2 separate regions of the Homo sapiens genome follow, and region 1 is linked to region 2. A link is a contact called in ENCODE Hi-C or POLR2A ChIA-PET data. All regions are on one chromosome and are shown on one strand. Each heading gives the region's core, a stretch centred on a gene start or an enhancer-like site at or near the end of the contact. The rest is flanking DNA. Distances are from core to core; before and after follow the strand shown. Region 1 overlaps LOC124902288 (a long non-coding RNA gene). Region 2 has its middle 37 kb from the start of EXOSC2.

Region 1 (3,856 bases), core at 4-2,503, 51 kb after region 2:
TATTATCTTGGTAAGGATAAGACAGAAATATGGTGAAGTTGCATCTGATTTTGAGGGATACTGCGGGCAAACCTGACAGCTAGCTTGGTTACTAGAGGTTTAATTAGTTACAGCTGCTCTGCCATTGTATTAATAGAGCCACTCTGCTTTCAGGCACCATGGATGCCTTTTATAATTTGGATGTTCTTAAAAAGAGCACTGTGTGAAAGTGAGCAGCCCTGGGCCGGGCGCGGTGGCTCACGCCTGTAATCCCAGCACTTTGGGAGGCCGAGGTGGCTGGATCACGAGGTCAGGAGTTCAAGACCAGCCTGGCCAAGATGGTGAAACCCCTTCTCTACTAAAAACTACAAAAAAATACTCCGGGCGCAGTGGCAGGCACCCGTAATCCCAGCTACTCTGGAGGCTGAGGCAGGAGAATCGCTTGAACCCAGGCAGCAGAGGTTGCAGTGAGCCAAGATCACACCACTGCACTCCAGCCTGGGCGACAGAGTGAGACTCAGTCTCAAAAAAGAAATTGAACAGCCCATTTTGTGAACCACTTCAAAAAAAAGCAAACACATTTTCCTCTGGCTTTTGGCTGTTTTAGGAAGAAGCCATACGGTGAACCAGGTGATGCTGAGGTTATCTGGATCCAGGCCATGCAGATGAAGCCATATTTACCTTTGTGATATTGGGGCTGATCTTGGAGCTGTCTGGATCTGACCAGTCTCCAGATGAAAACTCTTGCAACTTTCGTTTTTGGATAGTGCTCACCTCGTATCTGTACTCGTACCTGCTATTTCTAGGCGAATTGTCCCCTTTCTCCTCCCTCTTCCCTCATCTCCCTCTCTCCTCTGCCTGGCTGACACCAGGAAGGAGGAGTTTTCTTTTATTTAGATAAAAAAAAGTTGAGAGGAGGGAGCTCCAGAAATGTGGGATACTCAGCACTGGAGACATTTGGGCTGGAATTCTTGTTTCCATTCTTTTCTTACCATATGACCAAGTAAGTCCAAGAAAGTAGATAGGATTCTGAGTGGGCAGTGAAGGTGGAAATGTGGTCCTAAAGAGAACGGGCAAATTAAGAAAAGATTGTTTTAAGACAGTCAAATTGTTTTGCCTGTTGAAGAAGGTGATCAGACCCTAATGAAACTGAAAATGAGGAGAGTGTTCCCATCTCCTGCCTGGTTCTAGCGACTCTGCAAATGGGTGCCTGATTGGTCTGTTGGCTCTGAAGCCAGCCTTTGCTGGATATATTCAGCCTGTTTTGAAGTTGTGCAGAGAACCTCACTTGCGTCATTCTGAAGACGCAGTGAGTCAACGCAGTCCCAAGAGAGCAGTAATGGCCCCAAACAGAAACTTGGAATGAAAAATAGCCATGGATTTAAAGACATAGCACATTCTTCCTATGACTTCATTTGGTAATGGTAAGATTAATTCACAGAAAACCCTTCTTGAGTGGCGTACCTTAAACACATGTAGAATGATTTTTTTCTTTGCTTTTCCCATTTAGCCTTTTGAAACAGGATACACAGTAGGGTGATTGGTTTGGGAGGGCACTGGTACAGTAATTCTCCACCTCTCACTTGCCCGTGTGGGTGCCCCATCCCCACCCTCAGGCACACACGCACTCTTAGCTGCTTTTGGACTCCTCCCGCAATGTCACAATAGTTTTCTTTGAACATTCTTGACCCTCAGTCATGTTGACATGCGTTTGGATTTTCAGTGGAGAAGAATTGCCAGAGAAGAATCTTCCTCTGATTTTAACCATTGACCATATTTATATATGCAGTTTCAGCTTGACTTTTAAATTGATAATCTTTTAATAGAATTCCAGATAACATCTTACTGTAACAAACACCAAGGGGATTATCCAAATTCCTATTTGAAAATATGTCTTTTATATTACCAGATTTGCCAGCTGCATTATTATCTATTAGTGTGTACTAAAAGTATATTATTTTGGCTTATTTTGAGATTAGATAATTCCCAGTGGAATTCTCCCCTTAACCATCTAAATCTGTATTTTTTTTTTCCCCATTTAGTTTCCTAAACAGTGAGGCTTCTGGGCAGGAAATGAGAGAAGAGGAGGAGGTAATATAGAATAATGCAGTGGCTTTCAAGCATTGTGACCCATATGAGGAATACATATTCAGTTATGACTTAGCATTCACATATGCACACATACATGTACGTATATACATCACATTCACACATATGCATATATGTACATATACAGCTGAAGAAGGTCTGGATTAGTACTTTTCCTTATTGTGGAGCACAGTGAGTGATATTTTCTTTTTCTTTTTCTTTTTTTTTTGAGACAGTCTTACTCTGTTGCCCAGGCTGGAGTGCAGTGGTGTGATCTCGGCTTACTGCAACCTCCACCTTCCAGGTTCAAGCAGTTCTCCTGTCTCAGCCTCCCAAGTAGCTGGGACTACAGGCATGCGCCACCATGCCTGGCCAATTTTTTTGTATTTTTAGTAGAGACGGGGTTTTGCTATGTTGGTCAGGCTGGTCTCAAACTCCTGACCTCAAGTGATCCGCCTGCCTTGGCCTCCCAAAGTGCTGGGATTACAGGCGTGAGCCACTGTACCTGGCCGATATTTTCTATTTTATTTCATTTTGAAAAAGATAGGCTGTGACTCATTAGTAGTGGATCTCATGACTAAGAATGGATCCTGACCCAAGTTTGAAGAGACTGGTAGGGGTAAATTTAGAGCCTGGGGCTCCAAAGTTTGTCTACCCAGTTTTAAATCCTGGCTTTCCCCTTAACTTGGGTGGGATCACACCATTAACCGTGTTACCCCTCTGAAGCTTTGGCTCCCACACCTGTGAGATGTGAATGTTGATAACACACACCCACCTCATAGGATTAATGAGAACATGCCAAGATATAATGCGCTGAAGGTCTTAGCATGCCTGCGCAGAGCCCCAGCATCTGTTAGCTGCTGCTGCTGCCGCTGTGGTGGTGACTGTCCTTGCTAAGATGCTGCAGCTGGATTGGCTTCGTGGGAAGTTGTGGAATTCTGTTCCCTGAGGATGTTGGGAAGGACAGATTGTACTTACCAAGAGCATTTATTGTTGTTTTTATTTTCTTAAACATTTCCAATGAAAATCATCAAACCTATAAAGTTGAAAGAACAATGCACCTAGATTCATCAACTCTTAACACTTGCTATCTCTCTTACATAGAAACATTTCCCTTTTACCAGTCCACTTGGAAATTGGCTATATACTCACGATAGCCAAGAACAAGAACACTCTCTTACACCATCACATCATTGCCACACTTAAGGAAATCCACACTGATCCAGGAACATTATTTGATATACAGTCCATATTCAGAATCCTCCAGGTATCAGTAATATTTTAATTATGACCCATTTGGTGAATTTAAGATGGATTAGATGGCCTGTGGAGTTATTCATGGAGCTGAAGACTTCTGTGAAGTAAAAAATAACCACCCAGTGTTAAGTGTAACTCTCGTGTGGAATATTAAATCAATTGTGTGTTTTTTTTGGCATCCTTGATGTGAACTCTGGAGACCTGATGAGATGGAGGCTGTGATTGTTTACTCTGTGTTAGCTTGGACACTTAGCTTGGCAGTAATCACAAGAGCTTTAGGGAGTGCATCCTTTGCTAGTTCATAAAGATGTATTCTGATAACGGGGGACCAAAAGGATATATCCTGAATTGCAAAGTCGAGCAGTAGATTACATTTGGATTTGAATGTAAGTGGCTGTGAATTAGAAATATTTGTTGGAATTAGAAAGTGTCTAGGTAGGAATGTAAGGTCTCCCCTCAAATTGAGAATGACAAGGCTGTCTTCTAAGGACAGAATTTAAGGTGAACACTGTGGAAGTTTGTGCATGTGTTT
Region 2 (3,789 bases), core at 208-2,707:
GACATGTGGGTGTTATATTGTAGGGATTCTCAATCTTGTTATCTTTCTTTAAAGAAGTTTTCATTTTGTTTTGACAAGTAGTTAGGTTACTGTAGTTACTTAAATTACTGTAAGTGACTGGTCGTTAAGTTAGTTTGACCCTGCCAGGTTTGGTTTTATGCTTTGTTAGTATGGGTTTATCCTTGGTCCAGACACCCGGCCCTTAGAATAGAGGGTACTCTTTAGACTTAATGCTTGGCCTTTTTGGGGTCGAAACAAAATAACAGAGGTGCTCAGCAAAGTCTCTCCACCCTGGATGAACTGGTACTTGAATGTCTTCCAGCACTGTGAAACCTCTGTGTCTGTGCAGTTCTCAGCCTCACAGCCACCGCTGTCTGCTAAACTGCATAGAATCTGGAAGCCATGGACCCACAGGATGCCTCCCACCTTCTTCTGCCTACCTCTGTGTTCTGTCACCCCACCCATGCCCTCATCTTCTCTCAGATTTCTTGCCCTACAAATTCTACCTGCCTCAGCATCCTCAAATCCAAGTCTTTGCTTCCTCAGTTCACAGAGATGGCTGCTGTCAGTTTAGGTTTCATCTCCCTGCACTGTGTTTGGGAAGGTGCCCCAGGCAGGAAGTTGGAAGCAACATGCAACTTACCTTATGTTTTTCTCTTTCCTCAAGGGTCACAGCCTTGCCTTGCCTTGCCTGTCATCTAATGCCTGAAAACAGTCGTCTCAAATATTTTATTCAGCCATACAGTTGTTTAGGACAAAAGGATATCTAATACCACTTTTACTGCATTATGGACAGAAGCAGAAGTTCAATTCTGCATATTCTTTTTTTTTTTTTAAGATGGAGTCTCACTCTGTCGCCCAGGCTGGAGTGCAGTGGTGTGATCTTGGCTCACTGCAACCTCCACCTCCTGGGTTCAAGCGATTCTCCTGCTTCAGCCTCCTGTGTAGCTGGGACTACAGGCATGCACCACCACACCAGGCTATTTTTTTTTTTTTTTGCATTTTTGGTAGATAGGGTTTCATCATGTTGGCCAGGCTGGTCCCGAACTCCTGACCTCAAGTGATCCACCTGCCTTGGCCCCCCAAAGTGCTGGGATTACAGGCGTGAGCCACTGCGCCCAGCCAGACTTTTTTTTTTTTTTGAGATGGAATTCTGCTCTTGTTGCCCACGCTGGAGTGCAATGGTGCAATCTTAGCTGACCGCTACCTCCGCCTCCTGGGTTCAAGTGATTCCCCTGCCTCAGCCTCCCGAGTAGCTGGAATATGGACATGTGCCACCAAACCCAGCTAATTTTGTGTTTTTAGTAGAGACGGGGTTTCTCTGTGTTGATCAGGCTGGTCTCGAACGCCCAACCTCAGGTGATCCGCCCACCTCGGCCTCCCAAAGTGCTGGGATTACAGGCGTGAGTCACCGCGCCTAGCCTCCGGCCAGACTTTTAAATGTTAGCCTTGCAGGTAGTTGTGCAGTAGTATCTCCCAGCCTTAATTTGCTCTTCTTTGATGACTCATGAGGTTAAGCACCTTTTCATATGTTTACTGGCCATTTGGAATATATGTGTACCTATGTATCTCTTGCCAGTTCACCTCTTTTGTCCATTTTTCTATTTATGTTTATTCCTCATTGATTTTTAGGAGTTATTTATATTTTTTTTCCTTTTTTTTTCTTTGTTTGAGGCAGAGTCTTATTCTGTTGCCCAGGCTGGAGTCCAGTGGCACAGTCTCGGCTCACTCCAACCTTGACCTCCTGGGCTCAAGCGGTCCTCCAACTTCATCCTCCTGAGTAGCTGGGACTATAGGTGTGTGCCACCACTTCTGGTTAATTTTGGCATTTTTTGTAGAGTTGGGGTTTTACCATGTGGCCCAGGCTGGTCTCAAACTCCTGAGGTCAAACCATCCACCCACCTCGGCCTTCCAAAGTGCTGGGATTACAGGTGTGAGCTACCGTGCCTAGCCTGTGTACTCTCAATACAGGTCCTTCGTTGGGTGTATTTATTATGACTATTTTCTTACACTTTGTGGTTCACCTTTTCACTCTTTATTTACATAATTATAGCCATTGTGCGTTTTCACTCTATCTCTCTTTTTTTTTTTTTTTTTTTTTTTTTTGAGACAGAGTCTTGCTCTGTCACTCAGGCTGGATTACAGTGGTGTGATCTCGGCTCACTGCAACCTCCGCCTCCCAGGTTCAAGAGATTCTCCTGCCTCAGTCCCCCGAGTAGCTGGGATTACAGGCGCCCACCACCATGCCCAGCTAGTTTTTGTGTTTTTAATAGAGAAGGGGTTTCACCATGTTGGCCAGGCTGGTTTTGAACTCCTAACCTCAGGTGATCCACCCACCTTGGCCTCCCAAAGTGCTGGGGTTACAGACGTGAGCCACTGCGTCCGGCTGCTTTTTCACTCTCTTAATGGTGTCTTTGATAAACCTTAATTTTGACTTAGTCTAATTTAATCTTTTATGGTTAGTACTTTTTTTGTGGTCTGTGTAAGAAATCTTTGTGTCTACCCTAAGGTCACAAAGAAGTTTCACTCTCTTACATCTCATGTTTATAGTTGGCCTGGAATTGTTTTTTCTGTGTAGGGGCGAAGGTTCATTTTTTCCCTCATATTGACCTAGCTGTTTAATTGAAAAGAACATCTGCTGCTGTGTAAATCAGGTATACATGTACGTGTGGATCTGCTGGGGAACTCCTTCCTGTTAATTTGTTTGTCTTTCCTTGCACCAGTATTACAATGTATTACTGTAGCTTTAAAATAAATCTTAATGCCTGGTAGAATAAGGCCTCCTGTTTTGTTCTTCAATATTGTCTTGGCTTGCTCCTTTGTATTTCCATATACATTTTAGAGTGGGTTTTATCAGCTTCCATACCCAAACAGAAATACCCTTAAGGATTTTCTTCTCTGATTGCACTAAATCTATAGGTTTCTTTGATCCTAGAAATGAATAATAGAATATAAAGAATTCTTATTGATGAAAGAAAGCTATTTCAGGAAACTTTTTTTTTTCTGTTAATGATAAAGGCTAAATGATTCCTGTCAATTGTTTCAAATTTTCAACTTTCAAAATACCTGCTGCTTCTTTCCAATTCACCTTTCTCTATTCTTTTTTTTTTTCCAATTGTATTTTTCTTTGACACTCAGTACTTGTCCCTTGATAGTGGAGACCATGTTTATACATTTTCATGGATCGAACAGTATTTTTTTTTAACAGACTAGCTACTTAGTGAATACGCAGTTGAATCTACTTGTTTGGCAGGTTCAGGCATTGAACAAGTACTAAGTGCCTGTTCTGTATCAGGTACTGTGTCAGTCTGGGGTAAGAGAGCCAGGAACAACATAGCCAACAAAAGGCTCTTTGTGTCTAATTTATATTCCTGAGGACCACCACTGGCCATCTGCTTGGGAGAATGGTTATGGCTTGAATAAACAGTGTGGAATGGGTCCAGGGAACCGGCTGAGGAAAGGGGACATTTACTCAACCTGATCTTCTTTGTTAAGCAGTGGAGAGACCCCTGGTGGAGCCAGCAGTATCCTTTATCTATAATAGCTTGCTTTTCATCTTTTTTATATCAGTGGCTGCCTGTGGCCTCTCACCAAATCTGGTGGACTCATTTTCTCTGTGTATTTAGTTTTTCTCCTGGAAATGACTAACAGCTGCTTAAGTCCTTATTCCTTTCTCCAGGTTTCTGGTGCTGCCATAATTTGTTCTATCCACTTGGGATACTGCTGTAGTGGGAATATTGTCCCTGTTACCATCTTCAGGTTACAAACCTTTTCCCCAGCTTGTGGTAA

What was found. A loop is a pair of places that touch in the nucleus more often than their neighbours do. ChIA-PET counts read pairs that join two places held with the same protein, here RNA polymerase II (POLR2A).
Region 1: POLR2A ChIA-PET joins it to region 2 with 11 read pairs in activated B cell. The contact joins two enhancer-like sites. A Hi-C loop is called at or near these places in 4 of 168 maps with a recorded cell type or tissue (DLD1, astrocyte of the cerebellum, endothelial cell of hepatic sinusoid and 1 more). POLR2A ChIA-PET finds 5 or more read pairs at or near these places in 8 of 52 experiments (HepG2, K562, OCI-LY7 and 5 more).

The regions. Positions count from the first base shown.
Region 1 is chr9:130,779,783-130,783,638 of GRCh38, forward strand. It overlaps LOC124902288 (a long non-coding RNA gene), which reads right to left. Exons shown (of 3, transcript XR_007061823.1): 3 at 2,886-3,012. It also overlaps a transcript of ABL1 not described here. Among named protein-coding and RNA genes, the nearest start is that of ABL1, 54 kb to the right of the region's middle. Within about 2 kb of position 1,254, at least 16 of the 41 ENCODE cell types and tissues checked have a DNase peak (open chromatin) inside an H3K27ac peak, as active enhancers do.
Region 2 is chr9:130,728,919-130,732,707 of GRCh38, forward strand. It overlaps a transcript of ABL1 not described here. Among named protein-coding and RNA genes, the nearest start is that of EXOSC2, 37 kb to the left of the region's middle. RefSeq lists enhancers at 577-1,413, 1,414-2,250. Within about 2 kb of position 1,458, at least 4 of the 41 ENCODE cell types and tissues checked have a DNase peak (open chromatin) inside an H3K27ac peak, as active enhancers do.